3 separate regions of the Homo sapiens genome follow, and all the other regions are linked to region 3. A link is a contact called in ENCODE Hi-C or POLR2A ChIA-PET data. All regions are on one chromosome and are shown on one strand. Each heading gives the region's core, a stretch centred on a gene start or an enhancer-like site at or near the end of the contact. The rest is flanking DNA. Distances are from core to core; before and after follow the strand shown. Region 1 holds the start of CROCC (ciliary rootlet coiled-coil, rootletin). Region 2 has its middle 8.2 kb from the start of RNU1-2. Region 3 overlaps SPATA21 (spermatogenesis associated 21).

Evidence for each region. A loop is a pair of places that touch in the nucleus more often than their neighbours do. ChIA-PET counts read pairs that join two places held with the same protein, here RNA polymerase II (POLR2A). Pooled maps may share reads with other maps.
Region 1: a map of adrenal gland shows a loop between it and region 3 (4-fold over the local background). The contact joins the promoter of CROCC here to the enhancer-like site in region 3. A Hi-C loop is called at or near these places in 1 of 168 maps with a recorded cell type or tissue (adrenal gland) and 2 of 50 pooled maps. POLR2A ChIA-PET finds 5 or more read pairs at or near these places in 1 of 52 experiments (naive thymus-derived CD4-positive, alpha-beta T cell).
Region 2: a pooled map shows a loop between it and region 3 (5-fold over the local background). The contact joins two enhancer-like sites. A Hi-C loop is called at or near these places in 1 of 37 single-sample maps with no recorded cell type and 2 of 50 pooled maps. POLR2A ChIA-PET finds 5 or more read pairs at or near these places in 2 of 52 experiments (CD4-positive, alpha-beta memory T cell and naive thymus-derived CD4-positive, alpha-beta T cell).

Annotation. Positions count from the first base shown.
Region 1 is chr1:16,920,224-16,924,418 of GRCh38, forward strand. It overlaps CROCC (ciliary rootlet coiled-coil, rootletin), which reads left to right and starts at 1,708. Exons shown (of 37, transcript NM_014675.5): 1 at 1,708-1,855; 2 at 2,440-2,575; 3 at 4,102-4,195. The coding sequence starts at 1,796. RefSeq lists enhancers at 350-1,122, 1,123-1,894, 1,895-2,666, 2,667-3,438, 3,622-4,195.
Region 2 is chr1:16,902,096-16,906,307 of GRCh38, forward strand. No RefSeq gene overlaps it. Among named protein-coding and RNA genes, the nearest start is that of RNU1-2, 8.2 kb to the left of the region's middle. RefSeq lists enhancers at 1,733-2,012, 2,199-2,838, 2,483-2,532, 2,633-2,682, 2,839-3,478 and a silencer at 3,219-3,513. Within about 2 kb of position 2,155, at least 41 of the 41 ENCODE cell types and tissues checked have a DNase peak (open chromatin) inside an H3K27ac peak, as active enhancers do.
Region 3 is chr1:16,419,113-16,423,523 of GRCh38, forward strand. SPATA21 (spermatogenesis associated 21) reads right to left here. Exons shown (of 13, transcript NM_198546.1): 4 at 2,799-2,859; 5 at 2,397-2,445. Among named protein-coding and RNA genes, the nearest start is that of SPATA21, 16 kb to the right of the region's middle. Within about 2 kb of position 1,764, at least 5 of the 41 ENCODE cell types and tissues checked have a DNase peak (open chromatin) inside an H3K27ac peak, as active enhancers do.

The sequences.
Region 1 (4,195 bases), core at 458-2,957, 500 kb after region 3:
GTGCACCACCATGCCTAGCTAATTTTTGTATTTTTAATAGAGACGGGGTTTCACCATGTAGGCCAGGATGGTCTTAATCTCTTGACCTCCTGATCCGCCTGCCTCAGCATCCCAAAGTGCTGGGATTACAGGCCAATTCTTGTATTTTTAGTAGAGATGGGGTTTCACTATGTTGGCCAGGCTGGTCTCAAACTCCTGACCTCAAGTGATCTGCCCGCCTCAGCCTCCCAAAGTGCTGGAATTAGAGGCTTGAGCCACTGCACCTGGCCTGGTTTAGTCTCCTTTTAGAGATGAGAAAACTGAGGCTCAGGGAGGTAACCTGTTCAAGGTCTTACTGTCTTGAACACCATAGTTGCAAGTGACAGAGCTGAGTCTCACATGCAACCTCAGACCTGATACTGACTCCAGAGCTGTGCGCCTAAGCACTAGAGCACATAGCCTCCTTGCCCCAGGGAAAGAACAATGGGAGGTGGTGGGTGACCTCTGGGTCTCAGGGCCCTGGGATATAGGGACTGTGCCTTTTTTTTTTTTTTTTTTGAGACAAAGTTCCACTCTTGTTGCCCAGGCTGGAGTGCAATGGCGCGATCTTGGCTCACTGCAACCTCTGCCTCCTGAGTTCAATCGATTCTCCTGCCTCAGCCTCCCAAGTAGCTGGGATTACAGGTGTGCACCACCACACCCGGCTAATTTTTGTATTTTTGGTAGAGACGGGGTTTCACCATATTGGTCAGGCTGATCTTGAACTCCTGACCTCAGGTGATCCACCCGCTTTGTCCTCCCAAAATGCCGAGATTACAGGCATGAGTGCCTGCGCCTGGCTGGGACTGTACCTTCTGGATTTTCAAATGAATGAAATGAGTATTTCTTGAGTGTTGGCCACGTGACCCCCCAGCACCATGTCATGTGCTGGGTATGCACACACGATACTGTTTCATCCCCGGACGGCTCCGAGAGATGAGTACCAATATTATCACATCTTACGTAAGAGGACACTGAGTCTCAGAGAGGCAAAGTCAGTGTCCCTGGTGCACCCAGCTAGTGGGGGCTGGGGTGGGTGTGAAGGGGCCAGAAGCTTCCCAATAAGTGCCTGAAGGGCAAGGCTAGGGCATTTGTAGTTCGAGGCTCTACCACTGTGTCTAGGTCAGACCTAGGAATGCCGCAGGTGTTGCATAAATGCTCATCAGTCCAGGCTGGACCGCTCATGCCCAACTAAGTGCCAAGCCTGGCCTGGGTGATCTCACAGCCTGCATTCTTTGCCCTACACCTGTTGTGGGAAAACATACTCCCAGCATGCTGTAAATCCTCTCATTCTTAGCTAACCATGTGACTCCCGTTCTGGGCCAGAAAGATGGTCACAAATACTTAGGACTCTGGCCTTTCCCGCCGCATGGCTACTGACCCCACCCCCTGGGCTTGGAGGGCTCTAGGACCCAGCAACCTGCGCAGGGTGAAGAGTGTGTGAGGTCCTGACCTCCAGGTGTCTCCCCTGTTTCCTCCTCCCATTCCCTCTTCTCTCTCCTCCCTCCTTTTCTCTCCCTTCTCCTCCCCTCTCTTCATCCTTCCTCTTCCTTTGGCTCCCTGCCTCTGCTTCCCTCCTCTCCTGTCCTTTCCCATCCCCTCCCTCCTCAGCCCACATCCTGCTCCTCCCACCGCGGTGGTCACATGGGGGCGCCGCCGGATTTAAGCTTAATCTGCCTGGTGCTCAGCACAGCATCCTGGCTGTGGCGCGTGCTGACTGAGCTAGTCTTGGGGTCCTGGAGAAGGGGGCTGGAGGCATGCCCACAGCCTCCCCCCCATGAGCTTGGGGCTGGCGGGGGCACAGGAGGTGGAGCTGACACTAGAGACGGTTATCCAGGTGGGTCCTGGGGGCTGTGCCCACCCTGTCTGGGGCGGGGCAGCGTGGACTTAACAGGAGTGGTGAGAGGTGTGTGCGTCTTGGGGATCAAGGGGTGGGAGAGGTGTGGTGGTGGTGGGGTATACAGGGGCCCCCCGCTTGCAGTTCCTGGCAAGATGGGGGGCAGAGGTACACACAGGGTGCACCTGCTGTGGCTCCCTCATCCCAGTGCCCTGGGTTGGGAGAAGGGGGTCTCTACTGCCAGATTTTAGGGCTTGGGGGACCTCTGGCATAGCCAGATCCTCATCCATCTAGGGTCGGAACCGGATTGGGGCCCCCAACACTGGACTGCCTCCAGTGGGGTTTGGGAGTTACCCGTAGGGTTTGGTTCTCATCTCTGGCCCTGGGCCTTCTTCCTGGGGCAGTGAGCACACAAGAGGCTCTTTGCATGGGGATTTTTTGGATTCTAACTCCCAGGCTTCACTCCATCTTGAGGGGGCTCCTGGGGACCTGTATCTTGGGCAGTAGGATTCTGTGGCTCTCCCCACGAGGCCAGGGAGCCCCGGGTCCCATGTCCCCTGAAGACCCTCTCGCTTTTCCCACAGACACTGGAGAGCAGCGTCCTGTGCCAGGAGAAAGGCTTGGGCGCGCGGGACCTGGCCCAGGACGCTCAGATCACCAGCCTGCCTGCCCTTATCAGGGAGATTGTCACCCGCAACCTCTCCCAGCCTGAGAGCCCAGGTGCCACCCCCATCCGCTCCCCTCCACAAACACCACCCACATTTTACCTCTTCTCATGTCCCTTTCCTGAGCAGTCACCATGATGATCATGACTGTAACTCACTGTGGGGCAGGCACAGCTTTATGACAGAAGAACCCATTTTACAGATGAGGAAACAGAGGCTCAGGGATGTAATTTGTCCAGACTTATTCCGCATGTGGTGCAACTAGAAGGAAGGGCCGAGCATCTCCTGCGTGCTTGCCTGTAGCCTGCTGCAGAGATGTGAACCCCAAATCCCGTATTCCCACCCGGGGAAGGTGTGAGCTGGCTGAACCCAAGATACAGGAAGAGGGCAGCTCAGCTCAGACCAGGGTTTTGCGGAAGTCTGAGTGGATGGCGCCGTCCATCCGTTTCCCACGTGGGCAGGAAGGCGGATGGTCCCTGCTCCTCTCAGTGGGTGGCGCACACGGTGTAGTTATGTGGCTTGAGGATCTGGGAAAGGCACACTCAGTTGCAGCTGGTGTGCTGGCGTGTGGCGTTTTGGTGCTCTAACCATTGTCTGTGTTCAACTCCCAAGCTACAGACGGGCCCCCTCCTTGGGAGCGCCAGGGATGTTGGCGCCCTGGAGCCCCAGACAGGGAGAGACTCAGAGGGCCCTCACCCTGACACCTGGGGTGTATGTCCAGTTCTCCCAGGGTAGAAGGGGAACCCACAGGAGGTGGACAACCCCGCTTCTCCCGCTGGCCTTTCTTTCCCTCTTCTCTCTTTCTCCTTCTCCTCACAACCTGACCTATGCTATGCTCTCCTGAGCCCTAGCCTTTAAAGTTCCATGAAGCCCTTCTCTTGAGCGAGGCTTTGATGCTTTTCTGGGAGGATCTGGTTACTACTATTCTACCTTTTTTTTTTTTTTTTTTTTTTTTGAGACAGAGTCTCGCTGTGTTGCCCAGGCTGGAGTGCAGTGGCGCAATCTCAGCTCACTGCAACCTCCACCTCCCCGGTTCAAGTGATTCTGCTGTCTCAGCCTCCCAAGTAGCTGGGACTACAGGCATACACCACCATGCCCAGCTAATTTTTGTATTTTTAGTAGAGACAGGGCTTCGCCGTGTTGGCCAGGCTAGTCTCAAACTCCTGACCTCAGGTGATCCTCCTATCTCGACTCCCAAAGTGCTGGGATTACAGGCGTGAGTCCGTGCCCGCCCCACCCATATTACAGATAAGTAAATCTGAGGCCCCGGAGAAGAAGACTAATTGGAAAAGGAGGGAGCAAGAACTCAGGGGTCTCCTGGCTCCTAGACTGAGTGTCTCTCCTGCACCTCCCAAACCTGCTGGGCCACACTTTAGCTGGAGTTGTGTTCACTTTACGTCCAGCTTTGTATCCCCTCCTTGCCTTCCTCCCTGTTCTCAGCTCTGTTTGCAGGCCTGGTGCTGCAGCCATTCCCATCTGGACTCCTCCCAGGGGCCTGGATGGTTTTCTTGCCCTCCCTGTTGGGGGGAGGATGTCCCACTGGACCCAGAAGCCAACCATGTGCCCACTGTCCCTTGCCAGTCCTGCTGCCGGCCACAGAGATGGCATCGCTGCTGTCGCTGCAGGAGGAGAACCAGCTGCTGCAGCAGGAGCTGTCCCGCGTGGAGGACCTGCT
Region 2 (4,212 bases), core at 905-3,404, 480 kb after region 3:
GGCCAAGGCGGGCGGATCACTCGAGGTCAGGAGTTCGAGACCAGCCTGCCAACATGGTGAAACCCTGTCTCTACTAAAAATACAAAAATCAGCCAGGTGGCTACTCAGGAGGCTGAAGGAAAAGAATCGCTTGAACCCAGGAGGCAGAGGTTGCAGTGAGCTAAGATCCTGCCAGTGCAATACAGCCTGGGTGACAGAGAAAGACTGTCTCAAAAATAAAAATTAAAAAAAAAAAGAAAAAATCAGCAGCGTAGTAGAAGTATAATGCACACAAGAATGATAATCATGAAGACAATCTGATTCTAGAAGAGTAAGGGAACCTATTCCATTAGAGAGCCAACTGAAAACATCAAATCCCAGTTCACACCCCAGGGTGTGGGGGCACGTGCCTGTAGTCCCAGCTACTCGGGAGGATTAGTAAGGAGGTTTGCTTGAATATGTGAGGTCAAAGCAGAAGTAAACCCTGATCATGCCACTGCACTCCAGCCTGGGTGACAGTGAGACCTTGTCTCAAAAACAAACAAACAAAAAACCCACAAAACCAAACAACAACAAATTGTCACCTCACTCTGAAATGACAGTGGCAAACATCACTTTGCTATTGGAAAATTAAAAGAAAAACACTCCCTCTTGCTATCAACCTGCCCTCTTGCTCTAACATGTCTGACCCATGGTTTAAAATGCCCAAAAGCTGATGTACTCAAATTATAATACACTTACCTGTTCTGCACCAGCATTTATTTTTGTCTGGAGGAGATCACCATCCATGGTCCTGTAAATGTCTAACGGCATGGAATGATGAAGGGCAGTGTCTTTTAGGATATTTGGTTATATCTATATATATGGCTCTGAAGAAACCCAACATTGGGCGAGTTCCCTCAAACTTTTCACTAGGCATGACCACTGCTCTATTTTAGATAGAGATTCTGTGGGGCAAAACCTGAGAATTATCTGCCTGGCTATCAAGAAGATAGCTCCTTGCATTTTTTTGGGGAGAACACTTGCTTCAAGGGAGTGTTTCCTCCCAGGATTACAAATCTTTTTGTAACCTCAGGAAACATTGCTGATGAAAACCAGGCATGGTGGCTCTGGCCTGTAATCCCAGTGACTCAGGGGCTGAGACAGGAGAATCACTTAAGCCAAAGAGTTTGAGGCTGCAGTGAGCTATGATGGCGCCACTGCACTCCAGCCTGAGCCACAGAGCCAGACACTGTCTCTGAAAGAAAAAGAAAAAGAAAGAAAAACATTGCTGATGAAACTGCGGCCTCTTTTGCAGCTCTATAAAAAGGTATTTAGTCACTGGCTAAGGTTGTACTAGATAATCACATCACTTTAGGTGATACATTTAGCTGAGCAGGGAGATGTGTGGTGGCAAATACCTTTTGTTGCATATACATATACATTTCCCATGTAGTAGAACCTTCTCTAGAAAAAATCAGAAAAGAAGCCACTTGGCTGCAAGAAATCACTAAAGAAGAAATGGGGTTTGATGTTTTCCCTGATGTTTTCAGTTGGCTGAAACATCAAATCCCAGTTCCCTGGTTCCCTTACTGTTCCAGGATACAGATTCTCTTTGTGATGATCATTCTTGTATGCATTATATTTCTACTACTCAAATTATTAATGTTATGTATTTCTCATTGTTTTACTTCTTTTGAGAAACTAAATTCATGGTACTCTGAAAACTAGAGATGATTCAACAAGTGACAGCAACTATAGAATTGGCCGAGATATCTCTCTCTCTCTCTCTCTCTCTTTTTTTTTTTTTTTTTCCATGTTGTGATGCCACACCAGTTCAGCTTTTGGACGCTGTTAAAAAGAGAGGTCTCCTTCCCTCCCCTGACCCCCGTGTGGGACAGGACTATCTGGGAATGAGCCATTCTGGCAAGGAGGGACACAGCTTTTGATCGACAATGCTTTCAAGAAATACTTTTTTTTTTTTTAAACGGAGTCTCGCTCTGTCGCCCAGGCTGGAGTGCAGTGGGCGATCTCAGCTCACTGCAAGCTCCGCCTCCCGGGTTCACGCCATTCTCCTGCCTCAGCCTCTGCGAGTAGCTGAGACTACAGGCGCCCGCCACCACGCCAGGCTAATTTTTTTTTTTTATTTTTAGTAGAGACGGGGTTTCACCGTGGTCTCGATCTCCTGACCTCGTGATCGGCCCGCCTCAGCCTCCCAAAGTGCTGGGCTTACAAGCGTCAGCCACCGCGCCCGGCCAAGAAAGACTTTTCATCTAAAGGGAGAATGGGGAAAGAAGAGAACTTTTTTATTTTCAAATTCTCAGGCCCAGCGAGGCATTACATTGAGACAGCAACCACATTCTGCTTCCTTTTTGTACACTACTGTATTTGAAAAACAAAAAAACAAACCTACAAGACTCATAAAACTGGACAACTTTCTTTATAACACTACTACTCGTAAAACCAGTAAGGATGGCTGGTTTGCAGTTATCTGAGCAGCTTCTCTAGTTTCATAGACATGATTTCTCTCTGTTATTAAAGGGCTCCCAATTTTAAGTGGAATGCTACTTCACAAAGATAACCAGGTTTGAAAGGGTCCGGTTTGCTTTGTAATCCGAAACGTTCCAGTCTGCTATTAAAAGCCATTATTTGAAGACGGGTGCACAGGCTTCCAGCTGCCCGCCAGAAGGGTCCTCCGCAGGACACAGGTTAAGTAATCACTTCTTCGGGGGAGACTAGATGCAGGGTCTCGGCGCACCTCCCCAAAAGACAAGGGCGAGACAGAAAGGAGGGACAGGCGGACGTCACTTCCCCCGCCGGCTGCGGCACCGGGTTGGTGGGCTGAGTGGAGGAGGGTGGGGCGGAAGAACAGAAGGGGACTGGGAAAGGCACTGTTGGTGACATCACCGATAGGGCGTTTCTATGTAGATGAGGCAGCGCAGGGGCTGCTGCTTCGCCATGAAGGATTTCCCGTGCTGTAGGAGCAAGTCCGGGACCGCTGGCTGGACGTGAGCGTCCTAGCTGTGCGTTAGGGCTAGGAGGGCTCAGGGTGATTGGGGATTGGCTGGGGTGGTGCTCGGGGCAAGTGACCGTGCGTGTAAAGGGTGAGGCGTATGGAGCTGTGGCGGGGCGGAAGTTCACATGTGTGGTATGTAGAGCACATGTTATGGTTATCAAAGTGGTTTACTGTAAGGCTGAGGGCTATGCATTCTATGGCTATGTTGTTGTCTCTTATTTTTCCAAACGTGGAAACCTCTGTTTTGTAACTTGTAGTAATAAGGTAGAAATTAAAAAGAAAAAGTATTTTCCTGTACTTGCTTGGCTGCAAGGTCAGGAACAGATAGTTTCTGAAAAACCACATCGCTGAGAAATGAGTTCTGGAGACTCTCTTAACAGTCTGTTATCCCTAGGAAGGATAAGAGCAAGAAACAGCAAATGCTTTTATTACCTTCTCTTTTCCCTTTACCATTTCTCACTATTCAAGTTTTGTTAAGTTCTTGATTTCCCTTCAGTGCAGCTGCAAGGTCACCAGCTATTCTTGCCTCGTGAGACCTGTCACAGTTTGACTAGCTGCCTTTGTTCTGCTTCTGTAAGCCCTCTTGCCTGCCCCGCGAGTTTGGTGCCATCATAGTCCCACCATGCCATTCAAACTAGCCAACCCCCTTTTTGAAGTGTGTATAAAAGTCAAACCCTGTCTTTGTTCGGGGCTCAGCCTTTGGATTTTAATCCTCTGGGCCTGAGGGCACTCAATAAAATCCTCCTGTTCCACCCATTGGTCTCTCTGTTCTCCTGATTCCCACAACAGTAGTAGGGGACTGTGTCTGCACTTTCCCCTGGTCTTTCACGGTATGAATAATAGCCTTTTTTTTTTCGCCTATAGTCGCAGGCTCGGTCTCAGTGATTTTATGGTGTGGTCAGCTGTTTTTGTTTTTGTGAGACCTTGTTTACTGTCCTGGGACAGATGTCTGTAGTCACTTGTTTCCTTGGGAGGCAAATTTCAGTCTCTGTGGCAGAGGTCTCTCATGTTAGCTGTGGTGGTACTTGGCAGGCGGAGCTCAGGGATCTAGGCTTCCCTGCTTTGTAGACTGCTCAATGGTCCCCAAGGCCTACTGGCTTTTACCACCACTTGAAAACCTTAGTGTTTTTCCACTGTCCCCAGAGTCACCTCTTACACAGACTTATTTTGTTTGTCTTTTTCCCCGAGACAGAGTCTCACTCTATCTGGTAGCATCTTGGTTTAAGCGATCCTCCCAC
Region 3 (4,411 bases), core at 514-3,013:
TGGCTGACAGGCTCCTTGAGATGGCTGGCCAGGGAAGGCCTTGTGGAAAAACTGATGTCGAAATTGAAAGTGAATGACTCAAGAGAGCCGTAAGACTGTCTATGAAGAGGAGTTCAGGCACAGGAACATTCAAAGGCCCTGGGGTGAGACTAGGCTTAGCATATCCAAGGGCTGGAGGTTAGACCAGAGTGGCTAGACATAGGGCTTTATGGCTCTTGGTGAAGATTTTGGATCTTATTCTAAGAAGATGAGGCTTGGACTAGGGTAATGAAAGAGGGAGTGGAAGGAAGGGACGGATTCAGGATTTATTTTGTAGGTAGCACTAAACAGGGCTTGTTGACACGTGAAAGGATTATAGAGGGAAAAGGAGGAATCAGAGGTGATTTTGAGCTGGGTTGCATGAGCCCCTTGGGTGAGAAAGGCAGTGTCATTTGCTGGGCTGAAGAAGACTGCTGTGGTCATGTTTGAGAAGTGAATTAGCCAGCCAGAGGGAATTCAAGTAGGCCATTGGATATATGAACATGGAATTTAAAGGCAAGGTCTATGGCTGGGCATGGTGGCTCACGCCTGTGATCCCAGCAGTTTGGGAGGCTGAGGCGGGCGGATCACCGGAGGTAAGGAGTTCGAGAGCAGCCTGACCAATATGGTGAAACCCCATCTTTACTAAAAATACAAAAATTAACCGGGTGAGGTGGTGCTTGCCTGTAATCCCACCTACTCGGGAGGCTGAGGCAAGAGAATTGCTTGAACCTCAGAGACAGAGGTTGCAGTGAGCTGAGATTGCGCCACTGCACTTCAGCCTGGGCAACAGAGACTCTGTCAATTCAAAAAAAGAAAAAGGCAAAGTCTCGCCTGAAGATATGGATTTGGGAATCATCAGAGGGACTGAATGAGATCATCCAGGGAGAGAATGGAGATGGGAGACCAGAGGGTGGAGCCCCGAGGGTGGAGAAGATGAGGAGGAACTAGGGAGGGAGACTGGGAAGGAGTTGCTAGTGACATGGGAGGAGAACCAAGGTAGGGCTGTCATGGAGCCTGGAGAAGGCAGCATTGAGGAGAGAGGGAGCCACTGTGTCTTCTGCTGTTGCGAGGTGGGCTCTGTAAGGACAGAGCTCTTCCATTTGATAAGCCAGATGGAGATTATGGAGACCCCGATAAAAGCTCTCATATGGGGATGTGTTGAGAAAAGACAAGCGGAGGAGGTGAGGGGGACAATTATTGAGGGATGGGGCTGCAAAGGGGAGCAAGGAAAGACGGCTTTTGACGCCAGGTATGTTTGTACACGCCTGTAGTCCCAGCTACTCAGGAGGCTGAGACTAGCTTGAACCCGGGAGGTGGAGGTTGCAGTGAGCCGTGATCACACCACTGCACTCCAGCCTGGGCAACAGAGACTCTGTCTCAAAAAAAAGGAAAGAAAGAAAGAAAGGCAGCTTTTGATATTGTGGAGGCTGAGCCATGTTTGTATGCTGATGGAATCGTCCTGTAGTAACGCAGAGAGGGATCATGTGGTGGGGGGAGGGGACGAGAGCTAATGAATAAATGGGGAGACAGCCATGGGAGCAGGGGCCCATCTTCACAGCTCCCATTGCAGCCAAATCAAGGCAGGGAGGGTGGTGGGTTTGGGGATGCTTCTTCTCATCTGATGCTTCTGTTTGTCAGTGACACATGAGTGAGATGAGGGGCGTGGGGGATGCTGTTGTGAAATGATGACCTGGAGCGGAGGGAGGGCGGTGTGGCCAAGGAAAAGTGAGACTTGCAGGCAGCATCTGACATGAGTGGTTAATGCTTGAAAGTGAAACCCATCAATAAGACAGGATGTTCTCCAACCGCATTAAGCTGCTCAACATGGGTACAAGGCTGAGTGAGTTTAGCCAGGGTGGGGTTTTGCCAATGAACAGAACAGGATGAGACAGGGCAGATGCTGGCAGGGCATGCATGCTAGTGACTGTGTATTTGCAGGTTGCCTGGTCAGGTCAAAGAACTAGGAAGTGGCAGAGCTTGGGGAGGGAAGGATGGCTGGGAGGGGTCGGGGAAGCCTCCCAGGTGTTCAGGGATGCTTTGGATTGTGTGGCTGTGGCCGAGGGCAAATGGGTGGAAGAAATCCATGCTGATGTGGAACAAGCCACCACCTGGGATGAACCCAAGGGCTCCAGAGTGTAAGAGCATTCTTGATGCCCACCCAGAATACACACACATGCATACACACAGGCACAGGCACACACACACACGTGTGCACATCCATGTGCACTTTAACACACAGCCACACACACCTTCCTTGGTTTGACTCCAAATAGGGGTTTGACGTGCCACATCCGCTTCTGCCCTCTTCCTCCTCCTGATCCCCCCTGCCTTTCTCCTACACAGCTCGTCCCCGTTCCCCCTATGGCCCTACTTACTGGTGGAGGAAGAGGCCCCGGTGCTGGGTGGGTCTCCACAGCCTCACCCCTGAATAGAAGAGAAACCCCCAGGTGGGGGAAGCGCTCAGCTGAAGGTTTGCCCCCCTGCCCTCCCCTCTCAGCCCCCAGGACACTCAGTTCCACCCCAGCCTCATCCCCTTGGCCTTCTCATCTCAGGGGGCTCCTTATGTCCCCACATCCTCATATATACAGGCTCACGGAACCAAGAATTCTGGTATTCCAGCCATTACACAGATGGGGAAATTGAGACCCAGCGGAGCATGACTTGCCCAAGGTCCTCTACCAGGTCAGGAGCAGTCTGGACTAGAATTCACCCCACCTGAAACTCAGCAGAAGAGCATCCTTGTTGGGGGCAGGGGATGGCACTGGATGATGACTTACCCTCCTTTTGCTTTTTTAGGTCCAGGCGTGGATGGCAGGAAGGGGTTGACTGTCTTTTCCTCTGGAGCCACGACGGACATTGGGGGCATTGCTTCCTGAGAGCTGTCCCCATGTCCCCCTGGGCTGGGCTCTGGCGGAGCCTCCTGTGGCCTGATGTGTGGGACACCTGCCTCCTTGGGGTGCTTGCCTCCCAGTGGCTGGCCATGGCTGGCCAAGCGGCAGCAAGGCTCTGCTGGCTGCACCATGTCTGCCTGGTGACTGGGGGTGGATTGATATCCGGAGCCCTGTCAAGGACAAGGACACCACGGCTGGGGAGCTCCATCCTCGTTCCCAGGTGAACCTCAATGCTCCAGGCGAACTGGAGACCAGTTATTACACACTTACTAGGGTCCCAGCACTTCAGGCATCATCTTACTTAATTCTCCTAGTGCCCCTAGAAGGTAGCACAGGTACTCCCACATTTTGAAGGGTGAGGAAATTGAAGCCCAGAGAAGGCGTGGCCTACCCAAAGAACCACACTTCCCTATGGGAGTGGAATGAGAGCCTGGAAAATTGAGAAGATCCCCTTTAAATAGGGTTTTCCTTTGTGTGTGTGTGTATTTTTTTTTTTTTTTGAGACAAGTCTCACTCTGTCACCCAGGCTGGAGTGCAGTGGCAAGAACACAGCTCATTGTAGCCTTGACCTCCTGAGCTCAAGGGATCCCCCTGCTTCAGCCTCCCAAGTAGCTGGGACTACAAATACCTGTCACCACGCCTGGCTGATATTTTTTAATTTTTGGTAGAGATGAGGTCTCACTATGTTGCTCAGGCTGGTCTTGAACTCCTGGGCTCAAGCATTCCTCCTGCCTCAGCCTCCCAAAGTGCTGGGATTACAGGCATCAGTCACCATGCTCAGCCTTAATGGGATTTTCCAAGGGATACTTCAAAGAACAAGAATCCTTCATGAGCCTCCTTAAAAAGAGGAGGTTTTGGCCAGGTGTGGTGGTTCACACCTGCAATCCCAGAATTTTGGGAGGCTGAGGGGCAGGTGGATCACTTGAAGTCAGGAATTCATGACCAGCCTGGCCAACATGGAGAAATTCTGTCTCTACACAAAATTAGCTACGCATGGTGGCTCATGTCTGTAATCCCAGCTATTTGGGAGGTTGAGGGACGAGAATCACTTGAACCCAGGAGGTGGAGGTTGCAGTAAGCCATGATCACACCACTGCACTCCAGCCTGGGCGACAGAGTGAGACTCTGTCTCTTGAAAAAAAATAATAAAGGCCTAAGTGGGTGGATCACACGAGATTAGGAGTTCAGGACCAGCCTGGCCAACATGGTGAAACCCTGTCTCTACTAAAAACACAAAAATTAGCTGGGCGTGGTGGTACGTGCCTGTAATCCCAGCCACTCAGGAGGCTGAGGTGGGAGGATCACTTGAACCCAGGAGGTGGAGGTTGCAGTGACCCAAGATCACACCCCTGCACTCCAGCCTGGGCAACAGGGTGAGACTCCATGTCAAAAAAAAAAAAAAAAAAAAAGTGGTATATTATGGTATATCCATAGAATGGAAATATTACTGAGCAACCAAAAGAACAACATGTTGATACACACAATACATGAATTTCTTT